Linked DNA regions of Mus musculus: region 2 is linked to region 1. Evidence: chromatin loops called from intact Hi-C (ENCODE). Cell type or tissue: heart. All regions are shown on one strand. Links, peaks and the distances in the headings refer to the core of each region. The heading gives the core; the rest is flanking DNA.

What was found. A loop is a pair of places that touch in the nucleus more often than their neighbours do. Peaks named below come from ENCODE experiments on the same cell type or tissue, not always from the same donor. Only the 100,000 strongest peaks of a DNase experiment are listed, where the experiment ranks them.
Region 2: it touches region 1 in a loop (2.1-fold over the local background); 1 of 42 quality-filtered maps calls a loop at or near these places.

Annotation. Positions count from the first base shown.
Region 1 is chr6:108,670,200-108,678,119 of GRCm38, reverse strand. No RefSeq gene overlaps it. Among named protein-coding and RNA genes, the nearest start is that of 0610040F04Rik, 13 kb to the right of the region's middle. In heart, for the core only: a CTCF peak has its summit at 3,739 (motif pointing left); no DNase peak of the experiment used is centred there.
Region 2 is chr6:108,061,672-108,069,591 of GRCm38, reverse strand. It overlaps Setmar (SET domain without mariner transposase fusion), which reads right to left and starts at 4,547. Exons shown (of 2, transcript NM_178391.4): 1 at 4,353-4,547. The coding sequence starts at 4,511. In heart, for the core only: CTCF peaks have their summits at 3,815 and 4,320; a DNase peak (open chromatin) is centred at 4,321; H3K4me3 peaks cover 1,434 bases; H3K27ac peaks cover 864 bases.

The DNA.
Region 1 (7,920 bases), core at 1,799-6,798:
AACTGTACAAAGTGACCTGGCCTCCACGCTGGCTATTGACCCCATGCTGAATCCCAAAGGGGACAGTCACTAGCTTTTCTAGAAGCTAGTTCAGGACAGGGCCATCCTGGAAAAAATGACTTAAGGACTAGGGACCACAGTTTTCCCCAGTGAAGGGGTGACTCATTGTAGCAGGCCCCAGCTGACTAGGACTCTGAGCCAGTGGCTTGGAATATGCCTGCACAGTGAGCGCCTTGTCTGCAAGGCTGGGCCTTGCAAAGCCAGGGGTCAGGGGAGCCAAGGCCGCCGCCCTGGGAAACACCCCAGTACACAGCCAGACTTGGGGGCCCCAAGGGAAACCAGCACTAGGCTCCACCCTTACAACCTTCTTTTCCCTCTCACTCTTGGAGGCCTTAGTATAGTCTAGAGAAGCCCCAGGACCCTAAGGAAGTCCTAATGTACTGAGGTATATGTTAAAGGTTGAATGGATATAACTCCAAACTTAACGTGGGCAAGCTCCATGATTAAAAAAAAAATTAAATTGCATATTAATGTTAGTCTATGTGCATGAGGGAGTCAAAGACTTGCAGAGACAACCAACTTGCAGGGGTTGGTTGTCTCCTTCCACCATGTGGGTTCTGAGGAGTGAATCAGCTCATCAGTTTTGGCAGCAAATACCTTTACCCTCTGAGCCATCTCATTGACCCATGGTTTTTTGTTTGTTTGTTTTTTTCATAAGTTAATCTCAATGCCTCTCCTTTGGAGAGAAATTGGTTTCCAGGTTTGGGGAAGAGGGGGTTGGACACAGGAAGCCAAAACATCTTCGCTACTGCCCAGTGGCTCCTTCAGCCCTATGACATAGGGACTCTGTTTCTGACTTGTCTTCCCTCCCGACATCTTTGTCCAGTTTGGCATCCAGCATTCTTCTGGTATCCAAGGTTCTGTCGGCAAGGACATTTGAGTCATGCCTTGGTTGAAACCCTGCCTGTGCCATCTGCTTGCTGTATGACCTTGGGTGAGTCACTTGCTCTCACAGAGTCTAGATTTGTATAAATGTAAAATGGAGTTCTGCGAAATGCATCTGCCTTGTGTGGTCGCTGCAGTATCGAGCTATAACGAGACCTCTGGAAGCTTCTCCCCTTATCTCTCTCCACCCACCCCCAGTCTCTCTGGAAAGACTGCTATATCAGCCATTTGCACATCAGTCTAAGTCCCTGGGAATGCACTGAGTTACCTGCCAGAGGCTAGTTTGCATTACATGCTGCTGCACTTGCACCCAAAGGGTTCTTGTCAACGTCATAGCAGACTTTGTAAGGTCTCTGCGAGCCCTCTTGGAGATTGAAGAAACAGAGTCAAGGAGATGACAAAGTTTCTCAAGGTCACCCAGCAGAGCCTGAGATGCCACTTACTCAGTCCTATAACAGCATAGAACCCTCCATCCCATGCCTCTTCCCAGAGTGAGGGCTGTCAGAACCTAGCACACAGTTTGCTTCTAGACAAGCACCTCCTGGAAGGCCCCTGGGTGCCGACTCACAAGGTGAACTTGAAATTCACTCTCCTTTTTAAAAGTTTCATTGTAATATATATTACAGAAACTGCATTGAAGAAAGAAAGAGAGAGAGAGAGAGAGGGAGGGACAAAGGGAGGGAGGGGAAGAGAGAGAAAGAGAGAGAGAGGGAGAGAGAAAGAGAGAGAGGGAGAGAGAGGGAGAGAAAGAAAGAAAGAAAGAAAGAGAAAGAAAGAAGAAAGAAAGAAAGGGAGGAAGGAAGAAAAGGAAGAAAGAAAGGGAGAGAGAGAGAGAAAGAAAGAGAGAAAGAAAGAAAGAAAGAAAGAAAGAAAGAAAGAAAGAAAGAAAGAAAGAAAGAAAGAAAGAAAGAAAGGCAGGCAGGCTGGAGAGACAGCTCAGTGGGCAAAATGCTTGACCTGCAGTCAATGAAGACCTGAGTTTGAATGTCCAGGACCTGTGTGAAGCTAGAAGACATACTGCACATCTGTAATGCCAGCACGTCTAAGGTAAGATGGGAAACAGAGACAAGAGATTTCCTAGAAGCCTGATAAACGCATCACGAGCAACAGAGACCCTGTCTCAAATGAAGCTGAAGGCAAGGACCAACACCTGAGCCTAACCTCTGAGCTCCATATAATAGCACACATACACTGATATTAACACAGAGGAGTGTGCACACAGAGATAGATGAATGACAGATAAATGAGAAAGAGAGAGAGAGAGACCCAGAGAGAGAGAGACCCAGAGAGAGTCATTTTACACAGCATTTTAGGGTCTCACACAAGACCTTACTATGTAGCCTCAGGCTTCTTCAACCTCATAACCCTCCCGCCTCAGCCTCGTGTGTACTGGGATGCTGGTGTTGTGTATAGGTGTATGTGACCAGATGTTCACACTTCTAAGTAATCTCACCCAGAAGCTTACCTCATAAATATTGTTGCACACCTATGATGTGGCATCTGTATGCAATTACTCATTGCAGCTCTTCTAGCAATGGCAAGACATCCAAAATAACCCTTAGCCAAGTGCCATGGTGGTACATGCATCCTAGCACTCAGGAAATGAAGGCAGGAAGATCACAAGTTCACAGCTTGATGATAGTGAGACCCTATTTAAAAAAAAAAAAAAAAGGTCAGGTGGTCAGGAATGGTGTTACACATCCATAACCCTATTTAATACATAGAGGTCAGAGTTCAAGGTCATTCCTCGATACAGGGTGAATTGGAGACCAGAGTGGACTATATGAGATTCCAACTCAAAAAAAAAAAAAAAAAAAAAAAGCCAGCACAACAACCACACACACACACACACACACACACACACACACACACTGAGAGAGAGGAGCGGGAGGCAGACAGAATCAGAGATAGAACCTACAGATGTGTCACTGGGAACTAGTTGAACAAATGATTGTACATCTGTGCACTGGACTACTTAGCAGTTATAGGAGAGACTTGAACATCTATGTGTTCATGCGGATAGGTTCCCATGTGGATATTAAGTTAAATAAGTGTGGAACAGTGTGAATAGCATGCTATTTTTGTGTGGAAAGAAAAGAAGATTAATGATCATCTGCATTTATATTTGCATGATTTTATATAATTAAACTTTAAAGAACTTAAAACCATTTCTACCCAACTACTTGTGGGTGAGTTTACTGGGGGTAGAAGATAGCATTATAGAAATAGGTGGGCCGGGCAGTGGTGGCACACGCCTTTAATCCCAACACTTGGGAGGCAGAGGCGGGCAGATTTCTGAGTTCGAGGCCAGCTTGGTCTACAGAGTGAGTTCCAGGACAGCCAGGGCTACACAGAAAAACCCTGTCTCAAAAAAAAAAGAAAGAAAGAGAGAGAGAGAGAGAGAGAGAGAGAGAGAGAAGAGAAGAGAAGAGAAGAGAAGAGAAGAGAAGAGAAGAGAAGAGAAGAGAAGAGAAGAGAAGAGAAGAGAAGAGAAGAAAAGGAAGGAAAGGAAAGGAAAGGAAAAGAAAAGAAAAGAAAAGAAAAGGAAAGAAAAGAAAAGAAAAGAAAAGAAAAGAAAAGAAAAGAAAAGAAAAGAAAAAAGAAAAGAAATAGGTGGACTCTTAAAAAAAAAGAAAAAGAAAAAGAAAAAGAAACCAAGGGACTGGAGAGAGAGATCAGTGGTTAAAAGAATTGGCTGCTCTTGCACAGAACTCAAGTTCGGTTTCCAGCCCCCACATGGTGGATCTCAACCTTCTACAATTCCAGTTCTAGGGAATCTGATGCCCTCTTCTGGGATCTACAAGCATTGCATACAATCCTATACATAAAAATTTTAAATTTGAAACCATTCATACTCTTTTCACCAAATGAGTAAAATAAATGACCTTCCAGGACTGTTAAAGTTTTAAGGTATAACAGTACGGTGGGATTTTTTGTTGGTTTGGTTTGGTTTAGGTTTGCTTTTTTGAGACAGGGTTTTTCTGTGTAGCCCTAGCTGTCCTAGAACTCAATCTGGAGACTAGGCTGGCCTCAAACCCATGGAGATGTGTCTGCCTCTGCCTCCTGAGTTCTGGGACTAAAGGCATGTGCCACCACTACACATTTTTTTAAAGAATATAATCTTGTAGAGATATGCACTAGGGCTTGTGATTAGTCAATGATGCGGTGCTGGATAGACATAATGGAAACAAGCTGGAGGCAAGCTGTGTCTGGCTGCCAGGTAAACATTCCCTTCCTTACAGAGATAAACACTAAAATATCTACAAATGGAACTATATAATGTCTAGGTTTGCTTCAGAGTAATACAGAAGGATAAACAGATTAGAATATATATATGTGTGTGTATATATACACACATACACATATATGCACATATATATATACATACACATGCACATATATATGCATACATATACTTATACATATATATGATGAAACTGAAATTGGGCTTTGAATCTATGAGATTAATAAACAGAGGGTTCAGCATACTATTCTATTTCTTTCTTCTAATGATAAGAATCATCTCAGGGCTTTTGCTGCTCTACCACTCTTATAATCACCCTATCTGCCTGCCTGCCTGCCTGCCTGCCTGCCTGCCTATCTGCCTGCCTGCCTGCCTGCCTGCCTGCCTGCCTATTTGCCTATCTATCTATCTATCTATCTATCTATCTATCTATCTATCTATCTATCTATCTATCTATCTATCTTCAAATTCACTAGGTACCAAGACAATCTCTGAGCTTTTAGTTCTCTTACTTTTTCCTCTGGAATGCTGAGATTACAGGAATACTGTACCACACTTGATTTATGTAGCTCTGGGGTTCAATTCCAGGGCTCTGTATATGGTAAGTAAGCAAGCATTCTGCCAGTAGAGAAATATCAGTAGATATTATGATTAATTTTCTAAAGATGTATTTGTTTTTAGTGTGTGTGTGTGTGTGTGTGTGTGTCTGTGTACACTTTCTGTGTGCCTGGTTCCCATGGAAGTCAGAAGAAGGTATCTGTCCTCTGGAACAGAAGTGACAGGCAGCCAAGTACAGCTGAACTCTAGTCCTCTGTAAGAGCAGCAACTGCTCTTAGCAACTAAGCCATCTACTCTTTTGTTGTTTTGTGTGTGTGTGTGTGTGTGTGTGTGTGTGTGTGTGTGCGCGCGTGTGTGTTTCCCTCTAGGCCCTGGCAACTACCAATCTGCATTCTATCTCTATGATTTTATCTAGTCTATATATTTCATATAAAAGATTTCACCTAATATGTGACCTTCTGGTTTGCTTCATGTAGCATAGTATTTCTGGGGTTTCTCTTTCTTATTACTTATGCCCGTATTTTACTTTTTTAATCACTAAATTTATTTATTAATTTGTATGTGCTCCCATGCAGAGGTCAGACGACAGCTTCAATGGGTGATTTCTCTCCTTCCACCATTGTGGTCCCCAGAATCAAACTCAGGTCATCAGGCAGCAAGAACTCTGACCTGCTGAGCCGTCCCACCCATCCAACCGGACTACTTTCAATGACGTAACAGTATCCTGCCACATGCATATACCACCATTATTTATGCCTTCGTCTGCCTATAGTCACTCACATTGCTCACATTGACTCTTGCACACATGCCGCTGTGAACATTTGTGTCTATATTTTATTTGGGCCTCTGCTTTCATGCCTGTAGATGTATACACACACACACATCTGGGAAAAGAACCATGTATAATTAGATAATTCTGTATCTTTTTTGAGCAATCGCTTTCCCCCATCAGCTACACCATTTTACACCCTCTGTAGCAACCTCCCATGGTCTCTCCACATCCTCGACAACACTTGTTATTTTCTCGTTTTAAAAAAATGATTGTTATTGTCATAGCCGTCCCCGTGGGTGTGAAGTGATGCATCCCGGTGGTTTTGAGTTGCAGTTCCCCGATGACTAATGAGGTTGAGTGTCTTTTTGTGTGCTTACTGGCCACTTGTGTGTCTCCTTTAGAGGCATTCTACTCAACGTCCTTTGCACTTTTAAAATTGGGTTGCTTCTATTTTTGTTACTTCTGTCCACTTACTAGAAAAGATATGAAATATGAGATATACTTAAAACCTCTTCTCCCCTCACTCTCTCTCTCTCTTTGAGAGAGGCCTCGTGTAGCTCAGGGTGGCCTCAAACTTGCAGTGTAGTGAAGGACAACCTTGAACTTCTAATCCTCCTGCCTCTACCTCTGGAGCTGGAATAATAGGAATATGACCATTCCTGGTGTGTGTGTGTGTGTGTGTGTGTGTGTGTGTGTGTAGAACCCAGGGTCTTTTGCACACTGGGCATGTTTTCTACCAGTTAACCTACAGCCTCAGCCTGTTTGTTCCTTTGTTCTCTTCTCCCTCCCTTCCTCCTTCTCTCCTTCCTTTGTTCTTTATTTCTTTCTCTTTGAAGAATGGCCTCAACTTGAGCTTTCCTAAGACAATAGTTTTCAACCTTTCTAACGCTTCAGCCCTTTAATACCTACAGTCCTCACGTTGTAGTGACCCCCAACTGAAAATTATTTCATTGCTATTTCATAGCTGTAATTTTGCTACTGTTATGAATAGTAATGCAAATATCTGTGTTTTCCAAACGTCTTAGGTGACCCTTATGTAAGGGTCATTCAACCCCACAAAGGGGTCATGACCCATAGGTTGAAAACCACTGTCCTAAAACCATCCCTACCCCAACCCTTCATGATTAATTCTTTCTTTCTCTATCTCATTTTTCTTTCCTTTTTTTTTTTTTCTTCAGGTTTTTGGAACAGAGTCTAACTCTGTAGCCCAAGTTGCCCTTAAACTCTCAGCAATCCTCCTGCCTCAGCTTCAGAAGTGCTGGGCTTATTATAGGCATGAGCCACCACATTCGACTTTTTTTTTTCCTTCTCTTTAAACAAATAAATAAGTATGTTTCCTTCTCTTTGTCCCCTAAAAAGTGTGTGTGTGGTAGGGGGTGGGGAGGCAGGACCAGGACAATGGGGACAGCAGCAGTTGGTGTCACATTCCCTTGGTCCCAACCTGAGGTTGACCCTGTCCCCAGAGCCCATGGGCCAGCTCGTGTGTCCTACCTCCATTACTTTGGTGAGGCTCTCCCAGGAAGGGAGGGGCTGCCTATAACAGAGGACACCCTCTGGGCCAATAGCCAGTCACATCACAAGATAGGTGTCCGGCAGGGACACCAGGACTTCCATTGCCAAGGGGAGGAGCTCTGCAGGCTCATGTTCGGAGGCTGTAAGGCAGATGGCTGGGGAGAAACAGGGAGTGGTGCTGGGTGGGTGGTTATGAGAATGGCCCAAGTGGCTGAGTTGCTGCAGAATCTTAGGTGAAGGAGAGAAGGGGTCATAGTCTGGAACCTTCTAAACCGCTTAGTGATCATTTTCATCAGCAGAATTCTCATTTCAAAAAAGGACTATGATGTGCAGAACACTGGAGGGAGCTGCTCCCCGGTACCAGCAAGAAGCCTAAAACCTTCCTTCCTCTTACCCTGCAGGATCCTCAGGGAAGACTTGAGTCTCAGGAGAGTGACAGTCTCTGAAATGCAACACATTCCCTCTCCTTATAGGACCCTTTCAGGGCTCCAGAGATCCAACACATGCCCTCGGCCCTCTAGACTCTAACCGGATATGATAGCCTGTCACCCTAGTTTCTGCTCCTCAACCAGACCCCAGAGCAAACACTGAGGGTAAGAGTTGGGATGGACTCAGCAAACAGTAGGAACAGGTGGCTCTGTGGTCTGTTTCTGGACTAATGCAGTTTCCTCCCATAAAGAGTTCCACACTCAGGACAGCCGGCCATCCTGCTGGTGACAGTAGCCTGTTGATTGCTGCCTCTCCTGAGAAATACCTTCAGCCTCTCTGAGATTTTTAGCCCAGTGGGTTTTTTGGTTTGTTTGTTTTTTTTGGGGGGGGGAGGGTTGTTCTGGTTTTTTTTTTTTTTTTTTTTTTTTGGTTGGTTGGTTGGTAGGTTTCTTGCTTGCTT
Region 2 (7,920 bases), core at 1,727-6,726, 610 kb after region 1:
GAATTTATAAGCAGTGATTGTCAAGGAAGCCGAAGTAGAGACAGCATATAGCATGTTGAAAGATAAACACTCTAACTTGACTCCTCTTGGCCATGATGATTTCATCCGTCTTTGAACTCGGCAAGCATGAACCGGCCTTAATGTTGAATCGTGGTAAACGGGTGGGCGTCATCTTTCAGAGGGGTATGTCATGAAGTGTCCTTCTAATCTGCAGTTATAGACACACAGCAGACATCCAGTTTGTCCTGATTGCTTCACTGCAGCTCCTGATAACCTTTAACTGCAAGTTGGAACTGTTCTGATTAACAATATGTATCAAAGCCCCAGAAACTCAAGTACAAGTACGAAGTACTAGGACTTTACACATGAGCATGACTCTTAAGGAAGTTTCTTGAATCCTAGGGATACTTAAGGAAGTACGTCCTTCCTTTTTTGGGTGTGTTCAAAACCCAGCTACAGGAATCCTTGGACTTGCCCTCTCATGTCCTAAGTTTTGCTTCTAGCAGCTATTAGGAGACTGGGAGCCACCTAATTCTGACCAAGGCCCAATGAGATCTTAAAAATAACCTTTGCAGTTGATCTGAGGGACCTGACAAATGATTAGACCTGACTTGGCTCAAGAAAACCAATTAGTTTATTTTCTCCTTGGCTTTCAACTCCAAGGATGTGAGGATATGCTGGCTTCTAATCTGAACATTTCAGTATGCCCTTTTCCCTTTATATGGCACCCCAGAGCAAAGCAGACATAAAATTATTTTTTGCCTTGAGTTTTTCATGCCTTAATGGTTGTGTGAGCCCGTGAGCCAGGGTTTGCAGCAAGTATGCTAGTTTGACTTTTTGTAAGATTCCTTTTATGTATGTGGAATTCAGTGGGGAAAAAAATGAGCTGAAGATGAGCTGGGAATGTAGGTCAGTGATGGAGCATCTGTGTAGCACATGTTTAAGTCTAGATTGCATTCCTAACATCCATAACACACACACACATCCTATATCACTGGTACCACTAGACAGTCTGGGCAACTTTGAGGCTTGTCTTTAAGCATGTGGATTATCTTTTCTGAGAAGCAGTTTTTTTTTTCTTTTTCCTATCAGAGAGAGCTAGCCTCCCAAAATGCCAATATTCTATAAACTCCTCCCTATTGTAAAACTTTTGTAAATTTGTCCATTTTGCCACACCTTGGTAGAGATGGTAGAGATTCTTGGAACTCTCCATAGCAGCCTTCCCCTGCTATAGCACCCATTAGGAACTAGCCAATCATGTCAGATTGTGAGGTTGAACTGTCACCAATGGAGTGAGACTTAGCTACTTGTACTCCCACCTTGGAGTGATTGCTCGACTAGTGTGGGCCACTGTGCACCCTTTTGCCAAAGTAAAACTGCCTGGCTGAGTGACCTCTGCTTTGTTTAGTATCTCATTTTACAACCCCAGGAATATCCTTCTCCAATAGTTTTATTCTCAAGACTTTCATGTATGCCCTCAATGGTTGGCCTAAGAATCAATCACGTGGCTCTTCTTCTCCCCTTCTCCCTCCTCTTAAAAAATAGACCAGGACTTAATTTGGAAACTATGATTAGTACATCAAATCCCCTGAGTTTATGGACACTAATGACTGTAAGGAGTTTAAAGAAGATACTTATAGAGAATCTTTCAACTTCTTGATGCTGCAGGAGAGCAAACCCAGGAACTTGAGCATAAAGCACTTTGTCATTGAATTACTTTCTTAGGAACTAGCTTTGGAGACGGGGTCTTGCTATGAAGACTAGCTTGGCTCCTACATTCACGATTCTCCTGTTTCCACATCTAGTGTTGAGATTATAGGCAAGTGTCTAGCTAATTAAGTTATTCTTAGTTATTTTTTTGCACATAAAATAAAGTAGGCTAAATTAAGAGATTGCATTAGACCAACTGTTTTTATAGATAGGCCTTAGAGAAGATGGCAAAGAAACACACACACACACACACACACACACACACACACACACACACTTTTATTCAGTAGCACAACGAGCTAAAATTGAGTGTAGGATCATCACACTGTTAGTGCTTTGAGGGCAGGGGGCATGTTTTCTTATTCTCTGTATTCCAACTCATCACTTGGCATACTTTTAGTTCTTAATGAGTATTTATTGGAGTTACTTAAGAATGGAGCAATATTTTTCTTTCATGTTAGATACTTCTAGCTTAAAAAAAAAGCAACTGGATGCTGTCTTCTTCAATCAAATGATGTCATCTTCTAGGCCTCGTCTAATACAGTGCCTGGTATATTATAGTCACTCGACTATTTGATGAATAAAGAAAAAAAATAGGTGGTCTTCGCAGACATCCTGGAATGTTTGATCTTGACCAAGCCTTAAGAGCTCATTGGTACATGGAGTATTATCTACTTGTGTTATTAATAAACTGTCAATGCAAATGCAGATGTGTGTTGCTGGCTATGAGTCATAGATGAGAGGGCGCTATTTCTCACATTGAAATCCTGCTTCACCTTTTGAAATCTGCTATAGAATGTATTATCCCATTTTCTGCTCATAAAATCCTAGAAGGAAGAAAGAGCAGCCCTAATTTGTTCTTATTCTGGATGGGGGAAAGCTATACAATTTTAAAGTTATTTTCACTTCGAAAACAACAAACTCTGTGGAGTAGGTAAGATGCTGAAGTCATACTCTTAAGTCTGACATCCGAGGGGGCACCCCTCTGCCAGCATCTTTGGTCTTTCCCTATTCCATAAGCAACTTAGGCCATGGTCTGAGGGGTTGAAGGGTGGAGTAGGGCTTTGAGGTAGCAGCCATTTATTGAGTTCCTACAGAGCACTAGGAACAGTAATTCCCAAGCAGCTGAGAAGAGGGTCTATGACTTAAACTCTAGGGCTTCTGAGGATCTGAAGAAGTTAATTTATGTGTGTCCAAGATCTCTCAGCATGGCGGAGACCTCAGCTAAGTTTGACTCCAGGGGCTGAGATTCATAACCAAGCCTTTCTTACATGTCAGATAGCCGAGACCAGACATGGAGATGGTTTTCTCTGATCCCTCAGTAAGTTCTGAGTACAAGCCAGACAGGGGGAAAAAGCTTTCTGAAAAGTCACGCCTCTGCCACACACATGTTAGGGAACTGCTATTTTACAGACAGTATAAGGTAAGAATCCTTGTTAAGGTCTTATTACAGGTTCAAAGAAAAATATTAAATTCTGTCCATTTAAGAACTTTTCTTTCAGACCAACAGCTTATTTCCCCCTCGAGAGAGAAAGAACATGAAATTGGGTAGATTGCGAGGTGGGCAAGGATCTGTGAGGATTTGGGGGAGGGAAAAAGGATGACAAACATATTGTATGGGATTCTCAAAGAGTAAATAATAGTAAGACGTCAAGAAGACTGCAGTTCCAGTAAACAACCTTGATGAAACTCATTGGCTCTCTGTCTCCTACACACACACACACACACACACACACACACACACACTCACCACAGCGAGATGAAAGATAAAAGGGGCACTAGCCAGGAAGGTGAAGGATTACTGGGAGAGGGTGAGGGACCAGAGAGGGTGGTGGTGCATATCATCAAAACACCTTCTGTGCATATGTGGAAAAATGTCATCACAAAACTCATTATTATGTATAATCAACATTTGCTAATGAACATTTTAAAAATGCCATAGTTAAACTAGATACCCCGTGTGCTAATAAAAAAAAAATAAAAATATCGGGGGTGGGGTGGGGTGTGTGTGTGTGTGTGGGGGGGAAGAAGCCTGTTGTTACAGCCAATTTGACAATTACTACCACGTGGGGGAGCTATGTGTCTCTCTTTCTTGGCTTCTAGGAAAGAGCTCTAGCGCCCCCGGGGGCAGTGAGTAGCCCTGGAATTCTGCTCTGCAGCGAAGTGTGAAACAATCCCCTTCCTACTCACCCCCCCCCCCCCCAGCTTCCTACTCCCCCCAGCTCTTTAGACCTGGCTCTACATGGGCATTGGCCTCAACTACTCAAGATATAAGCAGCTCTCTGGTTCCTTCCATGGAGGCTGTCCGCAGGCCTCTATCTCCGCCCCAACATGGAAGGGTGCAGGCTCCCCTTGGTGAGAATTAAGAGGAGTCTTGTAGTCAGCCCCTGTGGGGCTACAGGACATCCCTCCAACCCAGTCTAGAACAGCGCTGGCCCCGCCTGGGGAGAGAAGGGAAATAGACAGGCCCTTTAGCACCGCCCCTAAGATCGGTGAGCTGCTTTCTAGCTCCGCCCCCATATAAAGGGCACTGGCCCCGCCCCCGGGGGAAAGGGACAGCCCTCTAGCGCCGCCCTCTGGCTCCGCCCCCAAAGAAAAGGGCACCACCCCCAGCCCTTTCAGCCACTTAGCCCTGCCTCTACCTGGAAAGGTTTAGGCCTGGGCTCCGCCCCCAAAGGCCACAAGCTCACAGGCAAGTTCTCCAGGCCGCACGCTACATCTTGTTGTTCTGTCGGGGCTACAGATTCCTCCTCAGATGCTGCTATCTCGAGAGAAAGCTTCTCCACACCTTCCGCAGACATTTATGGTCTCGCTTCGACTACTCGCCTGACCATTTTGGGCCTCCGGGAGGATGCTGGGAGTTGTGGATTCTGCGGCCCTACTTCCTCATGGGAGTTGTAGTTTTCCGTCCCAACAGGCTGCAGGTGAGGGAGATACCTCCCTCAGCGTCGTTGGGGTGCTTTTCCTCTGGATCCCACTGTTTTAAACTAGATACATAGCTGATAATTTCAGAACCACAAAAGGTACAAAATTTGGAGAACTTGAAATGTTTTCGTTTTTTTCTGGGGAACCTTGTGAAGCCTGGTTGTTTGTTCAGCCTTTGAGGGTTTAGTAGGTGTTTGGAAATGTATCGTCTAAGCTGAGGGAGAAAATACAGTCCAGAGAATATAAAGATCTAGAACCCGCGGAGAAGTTGGGTGACTGGCACAGAATTTGTTTTTGATAAGGTCCTCTCCTTGTAAGCTCACCTTGTCCCATTATACAAAACAACAAAAACCTGTTTTGAGTAGAGTCACTCACTGATCACGCCAGAGTTTCTGTATCTGGTGGAAAATGTTAACATTGCCAAATCTCCCCATTTTGCTTGTCTTGCTTCTTTTTCTTATTCTCCCTCTATCCCCTCCTCCTCCTTCTTCTCCTCCTCCCCCTCCTTCTCCTCTTCCTCCTCCTCCTCTTCTTCTAATTTTCTATCTTCACTGCTTTCTGTGATAATAGGGTCCCACAGGGCATCCACTCTTGTTGACCAAAAGTTTGGAGGCTAAAGGGGGACACTGAAATAGATTGTCCTTATAAGAGATTCATTAGAAGATACATTGATGACACAGGCAAACAGACAGACAGGCAGACAAAGGGCCTTCACGGCAGAGCAGGCATTTCTTCTTAGAGGTTTCAGAGGAAGAAGGGAGTAGTTGATGAGTAGCTTGCAGGTAGGCTGTTCCTGAGTTATCTATGAAAGTCACCAAATTACTCTAGCTTCTGGAATTGTTACAGATCCATACAAACGGGGCAGCTTTACAAAATGCAGGATCTTAGGTTTTTCATCTTTGTGTTTTAGAGAAAAAAATTACAAATGTATGTGTGCATAAATAAATATATTCTATATACTTAGGTGTGTGTGTGTGTGTGTGTGTGTGTGTGTGTGTGTGTGTGTGTGTATTTAGCTAGATTTGTTTCAAGACAGGTTATTAGTATGAAACCCAGTGTGGTTTTGAACTCTCCATCCTCTTGATTATTAGGACTACTTGCATGAACCACTGCATCTAAATGTCTTAATTGGCTTTATTTTCAATTCTAGAAAAAGGACAACATTTCACCCTGTAAGGTAGAATAAGCATTCTGATTTTCTGAGCGTAGCATTGGTTGTATAGGAAGAGAAGAGATGGAAAAGCAGAAGCAATAAACAAAAGAAGAATGGTCCTTTCATAGTTACTCTATCCCTGTAAGGCATGGGCAGGAATACAGAACAGTAGGAAAATAAATCATTGCTTAGCACCAGAGTAATGTTTGTGTGCTAAGATTAAGGCAGAGGAATTTTATTATCCTGGGATATTTGTCTGTTATCTCTTTAGTTCTTTATTTCTGCAAAAGGTTACATAGACAGGTTAGTTTCAGCTTGGTGACAAGTGACTCTATCTTGATTTATCGTCTGTCATGGGGTTTTGTTGCAGCAATAGAAACATTAACTAGACAACCAGGATCCAGAAGTTATCATTATTTTGAGATAGGATCTTGATATTTTGCCAAGGCCTGTACTCGATGTGTAGGTTTAACGGATCCTCCTCCTTCAGCCTTTGGCATAGCCAGGTCAGGTGCATGACCTTCCCCTGCCAATATGGTTTCAGACATAAAGGACTAGGATGGCAGTCTCCAGCCCTTAGCTTCTTCTCTACTTCAGTTATGAATATAGGATGCTTTTACTTTCTGACTTATAGGATCCTTAAGCTTAAAATGACTAGAACTAATTGACTCCTCGACAAACTTTTATTGGTAATCTAACAGAGCATCCAAGCAGCAAGCAGAGAGCGTCCTTACCTCCCACCCATCCCCCCGGCCGGCATAATAAGGAGATAGTTGTGCTCAAGTCTTGGTTCTATCTTCATAGTAGTTTTCATTTTTATCACCTCTTACTTAGTTCTAGTTTTAAGCAGCAATAGAAATAATTAGAAACCTGTCTTCAAACTGTAGCAATGACAGTAAGAACAATTGGGGATATAGAGAATAGCATAGTTTAAAAAGATGACTTTAATAGACCAGGGAAGAAATGAGACCCTAGAATTTTATAATTAGGTTTTACATTGTAGCCATAACATGGTCATTGGAACACCCATCATGGGTTTTAGTTTTTTTTTTTTTTTTTTTTTTTTGTTGTTGTTGTTGTTGTTTTAGAGTCATCTAAGTGATCAGGATCAAAGTGCAATCTCTGGCCACACTTGACATCAGGCTCAAAGCAATTTATAGGACAAGTGCCATAGCCACTAACAGAGATGTCACATGTGCCCTTTCCTATGGGAGCAGGGCTTGAAGCTATACCTTCAGTAGGTCACAGAGTTGTCTGTGATCTTTTTCATCTTCTTAGAGGATGATTCAAATGTAGGACAAGGATTCTTGTTAATCTATTGAGATGTCTTTAAGACAGGAGGATAGTCTCCAAGTTTGAGGCTAACCTGGGCTACAATATAAAACCTAGTTATTAAAAAAAACGATAGCAACAAAAAGAAGATTAAAAAAGTAATATCAATTAGATAGAAAATCATGTCTTTTAGCAATTAAAATTTTATGTTATAATGTATGGCATGTGGGTCACAAAGAAAAATACAGCAAGCAATTAAAATGGTTTGAGAATTGTATTTTACAAAATCATGATGGTGTTTTTGTGCCCTTGTGGATATTAAATGTTTTCAGCAGAGTAAACCATCTTATCTATTGTCCCATTTTATCCTTTCAGTTTTGTATAATGAAATACATTACTTCTTTTGTTGATAAGACAACAAAAAACATAAAGATTAATTGCAGTTAGCAAATTAGCTATAATATTTGGGATTGAATACTAGATAGTGTGTGTAATAATGATATACTATGATATAAAGGTGAAGAGGTAAAAGGAAATTATTAATTTATTTAGCCTGTAGTATCACCAGAAAGCAATTGATTTCACTCATGGTAAAGATGAATGCATTTAGTATTAGGTGAATTCAAGCCTTAAGGCTCTGAGGATGGGTTTGACCTTGAAAAGCTGGGCTTGACCTTGAAAATCATGGCTTGAACTTACACTTACATATTTTTATTTTTCACTTCATGTTCTAGATGGTCAACATTTTCATACTATCTCAGACGTTATGATATACAAATAGAAGTTGTTTTTCTAAAGGTACTGTCAGTACTTCATGGGATCTTCTGGTCTAGTGTAAAGTGCAGAGCCAACCCATCTCC